2 separate regions of the Homo sapiens genome follow, and region 2 is linked to region 1. The links are chromatin loops, found by intact Hi-C in ENCODE. Cell type or tissue: psoas muscle. All regions are shown on one strand.

Evidence for each region. A loop is a pair of places that touch in the nucleus more often than their neighbours do. Peaks named below come from ENCODE experiments on the same cell type or tissue, not always from the same donor. Only the 100,000 strongest peaks of a DNase experiment are listed, where the experiment ranks them.
Region 2: a loop joins it to region 1, with 2.4 times the contacts of the local background. A loop is called at or near these places in 5 of 110 quality-filtered maps.

The regions. Positions count from the first base shown.
Region 1 is chr4:109,320,323-109,328,322 of GRCh38, forward strand. No RefSeq gene overlaps it. Among named protein-coding and RNA genes, the nearest start is that of COL25A1-DT, 21 kb to the left of the region's middle. In psoas muscle, no CTCF peak of the experiment used is centred here; no DNase peak of the experiment used is centred here.
Region 2 is chr4:108,826,993-108,834,992 of GRCh38, forward strand. It overlaps COL25A1 (collagen type XXV alpha 1 chain), which reads right to left. Exons shown (of 38, transcript NM_198721.4): 32 at 5,388-5,441; 33 at 143-196. Among named protein-coding and RNA genes, the nearest start is that of ETNPPL, 68 kb to the left of the region's middle. In psoas muscle, a CTCF peak has its summit at 7,995; a DNase peak (open chromatin) is centred at 3,819; H3K27ac peaks cover 424 bases.

The DNA of each region.
Region 1 (8,000 bases):
AAAACCAAGCTACCAGTTTTGGATAGAATCCATGGACCTGAGTGAGAACTTCCATCCCCATCTTACCCACTCTCTCTCGATGAGTTCTTTCTGAATGATGCCTTTTAACAAATCGAATGGTGCCTTTTTCAAGCCCACCCATAAGCAATAAGCACATATTCCCCCATTCTAACCCCATAAAAACCCTGGACTCAGCCTTACAGATGGCAACCCACTTTCAGGTTCTCTTTGCTGCTGAGAGCTTTCTTTCTGTTGCTCAATAAAATTCTACTCTGTCTTGTTCACTGTCCAGTGTCTGTGTACCTAATTCCACTTGGTCATGAGACAAGAACCTGGAACTCGCCAAACTGCAGGAGTGAAAGAGCTGTAACACTCCCTTCTCCTCACTGAACTACAGGAATGAAGAAGCCACTGGGTGTCTCTCCCTTCTGCTCGCTGAACTATGGGACTAAAGAAGCTGCAACATCAGCATCTGTTATTTTTTGACTTTTTAATAATAGCCATTCTGACTGGTGTGAGATGGTATCTCATTGTGGTTTTGATTTGCATTTCTGTAATGATAAGTGATGTTGAGATTATTTTCATATGATTGTTGGTCACATAGATGTCTTCTTTTGAAAAGTGCCTGTTCATGTCCTTTGCCCACTTTTTAATGGGGTTGTTTGGACAATAAACGTTCTTAAATGTGCTCAACCCTATAAGTAATAAGAAAAAATGCACATTGAAACACCATATGATACCACTGTTCACCTACCACAATGGCTAAAATGAAAGAAATAATAACAAATTTAAACAAGAATATGGAGCAACTGGAACTCACACACTGCTGGTTGTAATGTAAATTTGCACAAGCACTTCAGAAAACTGTCACTATCTATAAAACTGAACATATGTAAACCCTTTATGGAAGGACCTTGAAGAGAGTAATAGAAAAAGTCTGAAAGCCTAGAAAACTGTGTTAGTAGATGCCTGTATTAGTCCACTTTAAAAGTGCTATAAAGAACTACCTGAGACTGGGTAACTTATAAAGAAAAGAGGTTTAATTGACAAGAAGGCAAAGGGGAAGAAAGGCACATCTTACATAGCAGCAGAGGAGAGAGAAAGAAGAAGTGCCACACTTCCTCTTTCTTAAAACTATCTTCTTAAAACACTTCTTAAAACTATCAGATCTCATGAGAACTCTCTTACTATCATGAGAACAGCATGGGGAAAACCGCTGCCATGATTCAGTCACCTCCCACCAGGTACCTCCCTAATATGTGGGGATTACAGTTCAAGATGAGATTTGAGTGGGAACACAGAGCCAAACCATATCACACTGAGAGGTGAAGCCAGCTGGGCTTCTGGGTAGGGTGGGGACTTGGAGAACTTTTCTGTCTAGCTAAAGGATTGTAAACACACCAATCAGTGCTCTGTGTCTAGCTAAAGGTTTGTAAATGCACCAATGAGCACTCTTTAAAATGGACCAATCAGTGCTCTGTAAAATGGACCAGCAGGTGCTGTAAAGACACATGCACACATATGTTTATTGTGGCACTATTCACAATAGCAAAGACTTGGAACCAACCCAAATGTCCATCAGTGATAGACTGGATTAAGAAAATGTGGCACATATACAGCATGGAATACTATGCAGCCATAAAAAAGGATGAGTTCATGTCCTTTGTAGGGACATGGATGAAGCTGGAAACCATCATTCTGAGCAAACTATCGCAAGGACAAAAAACCAAACACTGCATGTTCTCACTCATAGGTAGGAATTGAACAATGAGAGCACTTGGACACAGGATGGGGAACATCACGCACCGGGGCCTGTTGTGGGGTGGCGGGAGAGGGGAGGGATAGCATTAGGAGCTATACCTAATGTAAATGACGAGTTAATGGGTGCAGCACACCAACATGGCACATGTATACATATGTAACAAACCTGCATGTTGTGCACATGTACCCTAGAACTTAAAGTATAATAATAATAATTTTTTTAAAATGGACCAGCAGGACGTGGGCAGGGCCAAATAAGGGAATAAAGGCTGGCCACCCAAGCCAGCAGCAGCAACCCGCTCAGGTCCCCTTCCATGCTGTGGACTTTGTTCTTTTGCTCTTCACAATAAAACTTGCTGCTGCTCAGTCTTTGGGTCCACACTACCTTTATGAGCTATAACACTTACTGTGAAGGTCTCTGGCTTCACTCCTGAAGTCAGAGAGACCACGAACCCACCGGAAGGAACAAACAACTCTGGACGCACCACCTTTAAGAGCTGTAACACTCACTGCAAAGGTCTGCGTCTTCACTCCTGAAGTCAGGCGAGACCATGAACCCACCAGAAGGAACCAATTCCGGACACAATACCACCCCTGGACACTCCCAAATTTTATGTCCTTCTCACATTTCAAAACACAATCATGCCTTCCCAACAGTCCCCCAGTGTCTTAACTCATTCCAGCATTAGCCTAAAAGTCCAAGTCCAAAGACTCATCTGAGACAAGTCCCTTTCACCTATGAGCCCATAAAATAAAAAGTTAGTTACTTACAAGATACAGTGGGGATACAGGCATTGGGTAAATGCTTCCATTCCAAATGGGAGGAATTGGCCAAAACAAAGGGGCTATAGGCCACATGCAAGTCCAAAACCCAACAGGGCTGTCATTAAATCTTAAAGTGCCAAAATAGTCTTCTTTTACTCTATGTCTCAAAACCAGGGCATGCTGATGCAAGAAGTGGGCTCACAAGGCCTTAGGCAGCTCTGCCCTTGTGGCTCTGCAGGATACAGCTCCCTTGGCTGCTTTCACAGGCTGGCATTTAGTTCCTGCAGCTTTTCCAGATGTGCAGTGCAAGCTGTTGATGGATCTACCAGTCTGGGGTCTGGAGGATTCTCACAGCTCCTCTAGGCAGTGCCCCAGTGGGAACTCTGTGTGGGGGCTTCAACCCCACATTTCCCCTCTGCATTGCCCTAGTAAAGGTTCTCCATGAGGGCTCTGCCCCTGCAGCAGACTTCTGCCTGGACATCCAGGCATTTCCATACATCCTCTGAAATCTAGGCAGAGGCTCACAAAGCTCAACTCCTGTCTTCTGTGCACCTGTAGGCCCAACACCATATGGAAGCCACCAAGGCTTGGGGCTTGCACCCTCTGAAGCAATTCCCTGAGCTGTACTTTGGCCTCTTTTAGCCATGGCTGGAGGTGGAGTGGCTGGGATATAGGGTGCCATGTCCTGAGGCTGCACAGAGCAGCAGGGCCTTTGACCTGGTCCATGAAACCATTTTTTCCTCCCTAGGCCCCCAGGCCTGTGATGGGAGGGGCTGCTGTGAAGATCTCTGAAATGTCCTGGAGACATTTTTCCCATTTTCTTGGCTATTCACATTTGGCTCCTTGTTACTTATGCAAATTTATGCAGCCAGCTTGAATTTCTCCCCAGAAAATGGGGTTTTCTTTCTACCACATGGACAGGCTGCAAATTTTCCAAACTTTAATGTTCTGCTTCCCTTTTAAACATAAGTTCCAGTTTCAGATCATCTCTTTGTGAATGCATATGACTGTACACTTTCAGAGAAAGCCAGGTCAACTCTTGAATGCTTTGCTGCTTAGAGATTTATTCTGCCAGATACCCTAAATTATCTCTCTCAAGTTCATAGCTCCACAGATCTCTAGGGCAGGGGCCAAATGCTGCCAGTCTCTTTGCTAAAGCATAGCAAGTCTGACCTTTGTTCTAGTTCCCAATAAGTTCCTCATCTCCACCTGAGACTACCTCACCCTGAACTTCATTTCCATATCACTATCAGCATTTTGGACAAAATCATTCAAGCCTCTAGGAAGTCACAAACTTTCCCACATCTTTCTTTTTCTGAGCCCTCTAAACTGTTCCAACCTCTGCCTCTTACCCAGTTCCAAAGTCACTTCCACATTTTCAGGTTATCTTTATAGCTGTACCCCACTCTTGGTACCAGTTTTCTGTATTAGTCAGTTTTCACACTGCTACAAAGAACTACCTGAAACTGGGTAATTTATAAAGAAAAGAGATTTAATTGACTCACAGTTCTGTGTGGCTTAGGAGGCCTCAGGAAGCTTACAATTATGGCAGAAGGCAAAGGGGAAGGCAAGGCACATCTTACATGGTGGCAGGAGAAAGAGAGGGGGGAGGAAATGCCACACTTTTAAACCGTCAGATCTCATGACAATTCACTCATTATCATAAGAACAGCATGAGGGAAACCACCCCCATGATCTAATCACCTCCCATCAGATCGCTCCCTAATATGTAGGAATTACAATTCGAGATGAGATTTGGGTAGGGATGCAGAGCCACACCATATCAATGCCTAATTTCCTTAGAGGAGACTTCAGATGGCAGCTTAAAGGATAGTGAAGAAGTGTCATTGAAAACTATAATGAAAGAGATTTGTACTATATAGAGGAAGATGCTACAACATTGTTGCCTGCAATAACATAAAGAGTATAAAAAATGTACTTAATGAATTATGTGACCTACCTGAGTAGATTCCATTTAGACTTTTGAAGATGCCAACAGGTTTCTTCTGGTTGTGTATGGTAAAATATAAAAGAAGATAGATAAGCTAATGACAATTAAATCAAAAGAAGCCAGGAATTGTTGGGATTAAAAATTCTCAGCCTCTCCAGATGATAACTGACACTAATATTAATAAATGACTGTTGAACAAAGTTGAATCAAGAGACTCACAGAAAAGCTGAGAGTATGGTTATAAAAATATTTTAAGACCTTAGAAATACCTCAGAACGCTTCATCAAACAATGGAGCTTCTTAAAAGCTTAAGGGTGCTGTTCCTCAGTAGGCTCAGCAGAAACTCAAGGTACAGTCAATGCCAATAATATTTATAGGAGACCAACAAATATTTAAAGAAAATAATAATTTCAAAAACATCTACTTAGACTGAAATGAACAGAAACAGTAAAAGAGGAAAAGAGGCCTTTGGACCCCAAAACCTCTATAGGCAGGAAGCAGGCTGAAAAAATTGTAGAGCTGCAAACACAAGCTACCTTTTACAGAAAGGAAAAATAACTTAAAAGCAGGAAAAAAGAGCCAGAATGCAGAGCCAAGAGCCACAAAAGAAATCATTCCTGGAATGGAAGAGGCCTCAGTCTTAATCAAAGAACCTCAAACATTCCAAATTCTAGCTGAATTTCAGAAGTTCTGTGGATTGGTTATTCCTGTGGTCTTTTTTCTCCCACTTTTAAACAGGAATTACTATAGCATTTATCTTACGTCAGTCTCACTATTGCATGCTTGGTAGATGTGGGGCACATACCTTGTCTTTTTAGTTCACAGGTCCTCATACGAAGAGTAACTATATTTGAGGAGAGGAACTTGAGGTTCCTAATCAAGGAACCACATCTGAAGAGCTTCATTCCCACCTGGATCTGAGCCAAATGATCAGATCTTTGATTTTGTTGTATACTTTGAGAGATATAGTATATAGTGTCCCTATGATAGCCATAAGGTCTGTGATATAGTGAGAGACCTAGTGTGCCTATGATAGCCATAAGACCCACACAAACATCTCAGAGAGCCAACACTATGTGTCACTTAGCAGCATGAGGCAGCCTGGCCTGGGGATTTTCTAACCCTGGCCCAGGGATTTCCAGGAGACAAAATCACCTCAGCACAATGCAACTCATAAACCTTAAAACATTGCTTACTATTACAAGAATAGCTTAAACTCTCTTTTTGAAAGAAACATCTGAGGCTGGGCGTGGTGGCTTATGCCTATAATCTCAGCACTTTGGGAAGCCGACACAGGAAGATTCCTTGAGAGCAGGAGTTCAAGATGAACCTAAGCAATATAGCAAGATCCCGTCTGTACAAAAAAATTTTTTTAATTAATTGGGCATGGTGATTTGTGTCTGTAGTTCTAGTTACTCAAGAAGCTGAGGTGGGAGGATTACTTGAGCCCAGGAGTTTGAGGCTGCAGCTATATGATCTCACCACTGCACTCCAGCCTGGGCTGGAGGCCCTGTCTCAAAAAAAAAAAAAAAGACCTGGCAACCAACCCAGATTGAATACAACTATGAGAAATGGGGAAGAATCTCCCAAACTCTGAGAATGGTCTTCAGAGGAAGACCCTCCTGGTCAGGTGGCCATCTGACTCCCGACTATCTGGCCCATGCTATAGTCTGCTCTTGCTATCCATCTTGTAAGAATGATGCCAGAATGAATAAACTGCTTGACTATCAGACAGTTTCTAAGACTCATCTTTGGTGCAAATTGGACCAAAAGGAAGTTGCTCCTGAGGAAGCTGGTTAACTAGGACTACTCAGGAGTCCTGAACGTGATACATTCCAAACTGATGCTGCAATGTGATGAGATCTGGGGAGGTCTTGAGAGAGGATGAGTATATTTTGCTTCCCCCTAGATTGCTTTCTCTAAGAAAAGCAAGATGCCATGTCATGAAGACTTTCAACCAGCCTAAGAAGAAGCCCATGTGGGGAAGAACCGAAGCCTCCTATTAATAGCCAGCACCAATTTACCAAGTATGTGGATGAAATGGATCCTTCTGCCCCATTCAGGCCTTCAGATGACAGTAGTGCCAACCAATATTTTAAATGAAATCTCATAAGAAAACTAGAGTCAGAAATACCCAGGTAATCTGCTCCCAAATAACTGACCTACAAAAACTATGAGATAAATGTTTATTATTATAAGCCACTTCATCTTGGTGACCATTGATTAAGAAGCAATAGATAACAAATATACCATATCTTGAATATGATTATTAATTTTCCCTCATTTATTTAATTTTGCCACGTGCATATATATTCATAAGCAATACATTATTTAGCTTTATATTTTTTTAACTTCATATAAAGGTACTCCTTTTTTTCTCATCATTATATTTGAGGGATCTGTTTAAGTTGTAACTGTTTAAACATTTTTACTGCTGTAAATATACCATTGTATGACTATACCACAATGTATCCATTCTCTAGTTGATGGGCCTTTGAGTTGTCTCTGTTTCCTTCCCCCTTCCCCCATTTCAAGCAATGCTGCTATAAGAATTCTTCCACACATCTACTTTTACAGATGTGCGAGAGTTTCTCTAGTTATTTTTGCTGTGTAACAAATTATCCCAAGACATAGCAGCTTAAAACAACAAAACTTAATGATTTCACAGTTTCTGTGGAACAGGAGTTTGAGAATGGTGGCCCTTGAGGTCTATCATGAAGCTGCAGTCAAGATGTCAGCTGGGGCTATAGTCATCTGAAGGCTTCACTGGGGTTGAAGGATCTTTCAAGATGGATCACTCACATGGCTCTTGGTGAGAGGACTTAGTATCTCCCCAGCTGTTGTCAGGAGACTTCAGTTCCTTGTCACTTAGGTCTCTCCAAAAGTCTGCTTGAGTGTCCTTATGACACGGCAGCTGGCTTCTCCCACACAGCAAGTGATCCGAGAGAAAGTAAGAAAGAAGTTATAATGCCTTTCATGACCTATTCATGGAAGTCATACACTGTCATTTCCACCATGTTTCATTCATTAGAAGTGAGTCACTAAGTCTAGTCCCTATTCAAGATGAGGGGATTAAGCCCCACCTATCACATAATTTCCAGACTTATTTTAAAACCACCACAGCTATGTTCCTACTTGATAGAATATATGCATCATCTGGAGCTGGAAGCCATTATCCTCAGCAAACTCACACAGGAACAGAAAACCAAACACTGTATGTGCTCACTTATAAGTGGGAGCTGAACAATGAGAACACATGGACACAGGGAGGCGAACAACACACACTGGGGCCTGCCAGAGGGTGGGGCCAGGGGAGGGAGAGAATTAGGAAAAATAGCTAATGCATGCTGGGCTTAATACCTAGGTGATGGGTTGATAGGTGCAGCAAATCACCATGGCATAAGTTTGCCTATGTAACAAACCTGCACATCCTGCACATGTACCCCAGAACTCAAAATTTAAATTAAAATTAAAATTTAAAAAAAGAATATATGCATCATCAACTTTGTTAGATAATGCCAAA
Region 2 (8,000 bases), 490 kb before region 1:
AAGTACTGAATTTATAGATAATGAGTGGATTGTTGTTTCTTCTCTAACATTAGTCTGCCCCACAAGCGAAGGGTTAACCGTGTCAGTGACTGGTCATCTATGCATGCGGAAGGTGGGGAGGTGCATGTGACCAGGAACTCACAGGCAGCCCATAGGGCCCTCTTGGTCCAGGCTCTCCCATAGCTCCTTTTTCACCCTAAAATGAAAAGTAGAAAGTTCAAATCATACACACCCACCTACATTCACACACTTTCTCTCATGCCCTATGTCTAAAGCCTCTATTTCAAGGACCATTCTATGAAAATCTCAAAGATTTAGCCTCTTGCAGAGTCACTGCCAGTGATATTTGGAAAGTAATCCACAGTAGCATCTTTTACTAAATCACCTTTGAAAGAGGGGCAGCACAAGATTGCTGCTGGCCAGCTGTGCAAAAGCATTTGCATATCTCAGATGTCATACTTAGGTTTCTTTGGCATTAGTGTGAAACATTTATTTGTTACTAATTATTTTGTTAGCACCTTTAAATGTAAGAATAAAGTGTCTTTCTTTTTTGAGACAGGGTCTCCCTCTTTCATCCAGGCTGGAGTGCAGTGGCATGATCATGGCTCACTGAAACCTTAAACTACTGGGCCTAAGTGATCCTCCCACCTCGACCTCCTGAGTAGCTGGGACTACAGGCAAGCACCACTATGCCCAGGTAGTTTTTAAATTATTTGTAGAGATTACTATGTTGTCCAGGCTGGTCTTGAACTCTGGGGCCTCAAGCAATCCTCCCACCTTGGACTCCCAAAGTGTTGGGATTACAGGCTTGAACTACAGTGTGTGGCCTGAAATACCTTTCCTTCTATCAAAAAACAATTATTCAGGGAAACCCTTTCTCGATTGCCCACTTCCTACCCCCAGCTATATTTTATTTCACAGCCCTTAGACACCAGAAGACCCATAAAGCTTATGACCTGCTTATTCTCTGCTACCCTCACTAGAATATACACAGGAGGGTTCTGGGGCCTCTAGCTTTGTTGTTCCCTATAGCATCCTTACAGCTTAGAATAGTGTATGGCACATCAGTAAATGTTTGTTGAATGAATGAATCAAAGCAAATCTATATAATCATGTACACAGTTTGCTTCCTTTCTGAAAAAGAGGATTTATTTATTTTTTATTTTGAGACAGAGTCTTGCTCTGTTGCCCGGGCTAGAGTGCAGTGGCACAATCTCGGCTCACTGCAACCTCCACCTCCCAGGTTCAAGCAATTCTGCCTCAGCCTCCCGAGTAGCTGGGAGTACAGGTGCCCGCCACGCCTGGCCAATTTTTGTATTTTTAGTAGAGATGGGGTTTCACCATGTTGGCCGGGCTGGTCTCGAAGTCCTGATTTCAGGTGATCCACCCACCTGAGCCTCCCAAAGTGCTGGGATTACAGGCGTGAGCCACCGTGCCTGGCCTGAAAAAGAGGGTTTAAAAACTTTCAACCCCTCTGAATGCCAGATAAGGTAGGTATATGTTATCTTCCTCACTTTCTCTCTAAGTGCCTATTTAAATAGAACAGCTTTCCCCATCTTACACGATATTCTTGAACACTTATAAAGAATAAGTGTTATTGGAGGTAATCTTGTGAATAGAATAATTGTGATGATAAAGAAAGAGATGTTCTGTATTTCAAATGGTGTTTTCTGCTGCTGCCATCTCCAAATTGAAGTGTTTGTCAGTATTTAGTAGGAAAACTTCAGGAGTAATGGTGATTTTATATGAGTAGCCAAACAGAAAATCTTATCTCCTTTTATCATACCCCTGAAGGAGTTTAAAGGTTAGCAAATCTTTTTTCTTGGCAAAACGCCAGGTTCAGCTGATAACAGTGCCTGCAGAGCCACCTGATATGCCTGTGTTTCTCCAGATTCCCGTGTGAGCAAATTTCAGGTCCCTGATAGCATTTTCTTTATCTAAATTTGAGGGGTCAGTGGAACTAATTAACACTGTCACCTAGAGGCAATATGGTATGGGTGAGATTACTGAAAATAAATACGATAAAAGTTTGAACTTTTATTCATTATTACTTTACGGTTATTACCAAAGCAGAAGCAATTGCACTCAGCACAGTGGCCAGATTTTAAATGAAACATTAAACATTTTTTTAAGAAGGGAATTTCCTTAATTTGTTAAGAGACATCTATAAAAAATATCTACAGCATATTTCTTAATAGTGAAATATCAAAAACAGTCCCTTTAAGAATGGAGCAAAGGACGGGCGCAGTGGCTTATGCCTTGCACTTTAGGAGTTCAAGGCAGGAGGATCATTTGAGGCCAGGAGTTTGAGACCAGCCTGGGGAACAAGGTGAGACCCTATCTCTAAAAAAACAACCAAACAAAATAACTAGTAAGGTGTGTATGTGTAAGTGTGTATCTATCTATCTATCTATCTATCTATCTATCTATCTATCTATCTATCATCTATCTATCTGTGTGTGTGTGTGTGCGCCCACACACGCACGTGTAGTGGGAGGTGAGAGTTTTAAGGGAGGAGCCACATAAACTGGACTATGTCTAGTTTGAAATAACTGAAATAACTCCACAGATTAGGGTGGGTCTAATTGGAAAAATCTCCATAGATTATTTTGATATAACCATTCCCTTCTCACTTGAGAATCTTGGCTTTGTCTTATTCTTAAAACAAATATACTATGGCTTATTTGAATAAAGCTGTCACTAAAACAGCTGTCTGTGAAACTACTCTTCTAGAACAGCCCACCCCCAAAAATTACTTAAGCTATTAACGACAATTCCATTTCTCTTGCCAGTGACTGCCTCAGAAATGGACAGCTGACCCAGTTCTGGCAAATGAGGTGTCAGGGGCATCAGCCGGGAAGCTCTGGGGAAGGTTCCTCTCTGCTCAGGAAGAGACATGAGGTAGTCTCTCTGTTCTCTGCCAGTGTCTCACCAGAGAGGATGCTTGGACCACTGTGCCCAGCTTGTCCGTGGTCAGAAGACAATGCCAACATGTGGAAAAGGGCTCCCAAGCAAAACCTAGAGTCCTCCTTTGAATATTTTCTTATATAAAATAATGTATTTCTTTATTGTGTAAGCCATTTTGAATTTGTCACTTAGAGCCAAAAAGCATTCTAATGATTCGAGCTTGAAAACTTTTAGGAATGAAATATTAACACGGGGATTTGAATGTACAACTCCTTTTCCTGGATTAAGCAATTCCAAAAGTATTTTTCAACCTCTCAAGCTTAACACATTTATAGAGTTCCAAAGCCAAATGAAGAAATCAGCTAAGGTAGGGAGGATCAGATGCTTGCAGAGTGGAATATTGATGCTGTCAATCATACACTTGAAAATGTTTGAATAACATTGGCTGTCAAATGTGTGGTTTCTTTTAGGTTGTTCTAATTTCATTCGGGTTCTTTAATTTGCACATCAACACTGAGGCATTATCCTAGAACACCTCCCTTTGCCGATTCTGACTTCTTTAAAATTTGAAACTTTTTCAGGAGAGTCCAGATGGCGCCTCTATCAATTAACTCTGAGAATCACACTCCAGTTTAGCACTTCCAGTGAGGGGCACTTGGAGAGTACTGATATATGATCCAGTTAAGATAGTTAACATGCTGAGTAAATACAAGAGTAACACTTTACGCTGCACACCATTTGACTGAAACTATGCCTTCAAAATTCTTAGCAATTTCATTTGCTCTTCTGGTTAATTCTGCTCCAGCACTGAGACCTGATACTCTTGTGACATTGTGGAGCTATCGGAAGTAGCAGCTGATTTACCACACGGTAAACCCTCTTGAGCCCCAGGGCATTCTGCCAAAACACTGCCTGAGATTTGCTGCTCCATTTTTAGTACATGGGCTGGGTTTCTTCATACAATGCTTGAAAGCCAATCTGCATCAGCAGCGTTGAGGCTTTTAGCTTTTAAATATTTTTAATTAAGATGATCTTCAGAAGTCATTGGTTTGATCTTAGAAATATGACAATTGCACATTCAGATTACATGTTCCCTTAGAACTCATCTCTTTCTACAAGCATTCTTGGATAAAGCCAATCTTCATCACTGTACAGCTTGTACTATTTGTATTATTTTGGCCTCATTCTCTGGTTATTTCCTTCATGCATTTTTTTTTCTCTGCAATTAGATTGTAAACTCTTCTAGGTCAGGAAGAATAGCTGTTTTTTTTGCAGCATTCAGTATATATTAATAAATATTAATAAAAATATTAATAAAAGACCAAGAGATAATTAATCAATTATAATGGTATTATTCAATGTACTGAAGCAAATTAGCAAAATAGGCTTTACCTAAGTGGGAGGAGAGTTTCCATTTCACACTAGTAATACCATGCTTTGCACATAGTAGCATTTGGTAAATATTTCCTGAATGAATGAGATCACTCTACAGAACACAGAATTATGGAATTGGAAGGTATGTTAAAGAAATGACTACTGGCCCTCTTTTTTTAAAGCAAATTATCTCAGACTGATGAAAATCTATCTAGTTTTTAAAAGACCACAAACTTGCACAGTGAATCATTCCGACATTTTGAAGACTTCACTATTAAAATACTTTCTTTATATCCTCTCCTGGATGGTAGGGAAATTGATGACATAATTCCACTCAGACACACAAAAATAATTCTAAGATTTCCAAGGTGAGGAAAAGAAATAGTGGGAGAAAAACAGAAAGAGAGAGAGGGGGAGAGAGAGAGAGAGAGAGAGAGAGAGAGCGCATGCATGAGAGGGAGAAGAGAGAAGAAAGTTCCAGACAGATGACCATTTATCTTCCATTCTGAATGTCTTTTTTCCCCCAAAAGATATGGAAACATGGCCTAGCAATAGAGAGGTTAGTGAAAGGTTTTCATTTTATAATGCACTGAAATTATTTCCTTATGGTTAAAGAAAAACAGCCTATCCTTTAGCTTTAAAAAAGGGGGAGCATTTGTAACTGTGCAGAAAAGAATACTTAGGTTTCATTATTTCCTTTGGAAAAAAGTTATAACCTGCTCTGAATGAGTACAGTAGCTTTATATAAAAGATTATCAACCAGAATACATACTCCGGAAATTTTAGCTCCATTGACTTCGACTTTCTGGATAAAGGCCAAATGAAAATATCTTCCTTATGGGTGAAGGAAGAATCATCTGAGCTATTTATTTTAGCTATGTAAATGTATGTATTGTTTTTATTAAGGCAGCCGTGTTCTATTTTATGCTCTGTGGTTTTCTTCTCTCAATATTAGGACTCTGAATAGAACTTAGGATGGTATCTCTTTTTATTTAATATTAGATAGCCCTTTATTTCTTCTGAAAAATGAACAGTTAAATTAATATGGAAAAGCCATGCTCTGTGTTTTCTTTAGTACAAGCTTAATAACCTCAGCAACAACTTACTCTTTCTCCTTTGGGACCTGCAGGGCCATGGGGTCCCATAGGACCATCTGTACCCTAAAAAAAAGATAATATGAGATATATCACAAGGGCTGCAAGAATAGCAGTTATAATTTATCCTGGATTTTTCCTAGGTGAATGGTGCCTAAGAATATCAGTAAGACAACTCATCTCCTTTCAAAGTGCTTTATGCTTGATTATTTCAGGCCAGCGGTTTTCAAGAAACTCATGCAAAAAGGATGAAGTATATAACTGCATGTTTCAATGAAAGGCACACACGAAAAGCTGCATATCATATTTAATTATATCTTTTTCCTCTGACTAAATAAAGCATCACTGGCTGGGTGCGGTGGCTCAAGCCTGTAATCCCAGCACTTTGGGAGGCTGAGGTGGGTGGATCACCTGAGGTCAGGAGATTGAAGCCAGCCAGCCTGGCCAACATGGTGAAACCCCGTCTCTATTAAAAACACAAAAATTAGCTGGGCATGGTGACGGGTGCCTGCATTCCCCTACTCGGGAGGCTGAGACTGTAGTGAGCCAAGATCGTGCCACTGCACTCCAGCCTGGGCAACAGAGCGAGACTCCGTCTCAAAAAATAATAAATAAATAAATAAATAAATAAATAAAGCATCTTCACTTTGCCCCATAATCTTAAGAAGAAAAATGTAATTGTTTTTCCTTCCTGTCACCTCTTCCTCAAGCCCTTTCTCTACACCCACTGCCACCCTTAACCGGGCGTGCTCTGAACTCTTGTTTTCAGCTGTTTAAGAGGCTTGAACTGTTACACAAGTAGAAGAAAATTATTAAGTAAATGAAAACAGTGTGTAACTGTTCAATCCAAAAACTTCCTGCAGCTCTGTTGGGGGCAGCAGGGGCTTACAGGAAAGGAATCATTCTTACAGATTCTGCGGCAGTGGCCAGTCACTAGGCTTACAACTCACAAACCAGGCAGCCAAGATGACTTAAAGGTATAATTCCCCTTTGTCCCCCTGGTTAGTTCAGGATTAGGATTTCTGCAGTAGAAGAGGTGATATTTGAATGAATGTAAGAACGCTGAGGTCCAGTGAAAATAATGATTGCCTGAAACAAGTTTTTAGAATTGAAAAGATGGGAATTTCTTTTAGATTCTTAAAACTGTAGCCAGGACTTCAAGTATACTTGCTCATTTCCAGTATGACTATGCTTAGATTCATAAAAAATTGATTATAATATTTGCAAATGTAGGAACTATTCCAGCATGATTTTTCTTTAGTATTCCCATTTCTGTTCTACTATTCTGGTTTATTCTGTGAGAGCTTTGTGATAAGAAAGAATTCAGAGTTTTAAATTCATTCTAATGTTGCTGAATTCTCATCAGCTTAACTGATATTTTTCTTACTGCCTGAATTCAAAGTTCACCTTCAGAAGACTTCTAAATACTGAGTATCTGTAGCTGAAATTTAAGAGCTGGAGCTGTTAAGAACCAAAGAAAAAAAGACAAAATGACAGAAGACAGACAAGTCATTTCTATGAACAGAAATTGAAAGTTAGTGCCAAGGAAGAAGTTACATTTGATGGACATCAGTCTAAAAGGAAAAGCAAGTTACAATAATTTCACATTATTTTAATCTCTTCAGAGGGCCGCTCTCATGGAATTGTAGGGGATGTCTGTCTATTGGTTCTGGAAAAATTCATGTGGAATTCTAAGACAATGAAGCCCATTAGTCTGGTCATTCTTCCCACCTAGCAAATTATCCAGACTTGAACACGAGCTTCACAAAGACATTCTGGCAGTTTAGCTGTTCTCCGGACAGAGTTGCAACCGTCCTCTGTCCACCTTTCCCCCTTTTGCCGCCATCTTTGTCCACCTTCCCCTTTTACTCCAGCTCTAAGTACACCCTCATCATTTGATGAGAGGACATGGAGCAAAGGGGTCTGTGCTGAAGCACATGATTCACAGCCACAAAACATGTCAGAGCAAGACAAGGGACTGACTCACCCGGGATCCTGGCTTTCCGTCTAAGCCAGATGCTCCCTGTGTGATTTGGTTGGTAGCAGGGTTGGTGGGTGTAACACGAATGACAAGAACAGAGATTAGTATGAGGTACCGATGAACAAATGTAACACTTCAAACAACATAATACGCAGTTACAGGGTTCTGGGATGAATATCACATTGCTACAAATTGTTAGTTAAAAAAAAAAAACACATGACAAACACCCCACAGATGATGGCATTTTAATGACATTTCTATTTGACAAGTTCTTATTTAGAAATCAAGCTAATGAAGTGTATAAACTGGGCTACAAAGTAGTTACTCATAACAGTTGCAGGCTTCTATCTAATTTCCATATGAAATTCATTTTCTAAAGACTGTGCTATTCACCATATATTTCTTTAGGTTCTGAAGAGAAAAGAACGGTAATTTCCTAAAAAAGCGCTCATTATAATAATCAATCAAATTTAGCATTTCAGAGGAGAAGAAAGAGCTCTGGTTATACTTGTTAAAACAGTATTTATGAATAACAAATACAGGGTTTTCACATGTTAGGATGACTCTTAGTGGATTTTACATGAACAATAATTACTCATTGTTTTCTGGGTTGTTCCTACTGTTCACACTACTTTCCACTAGAG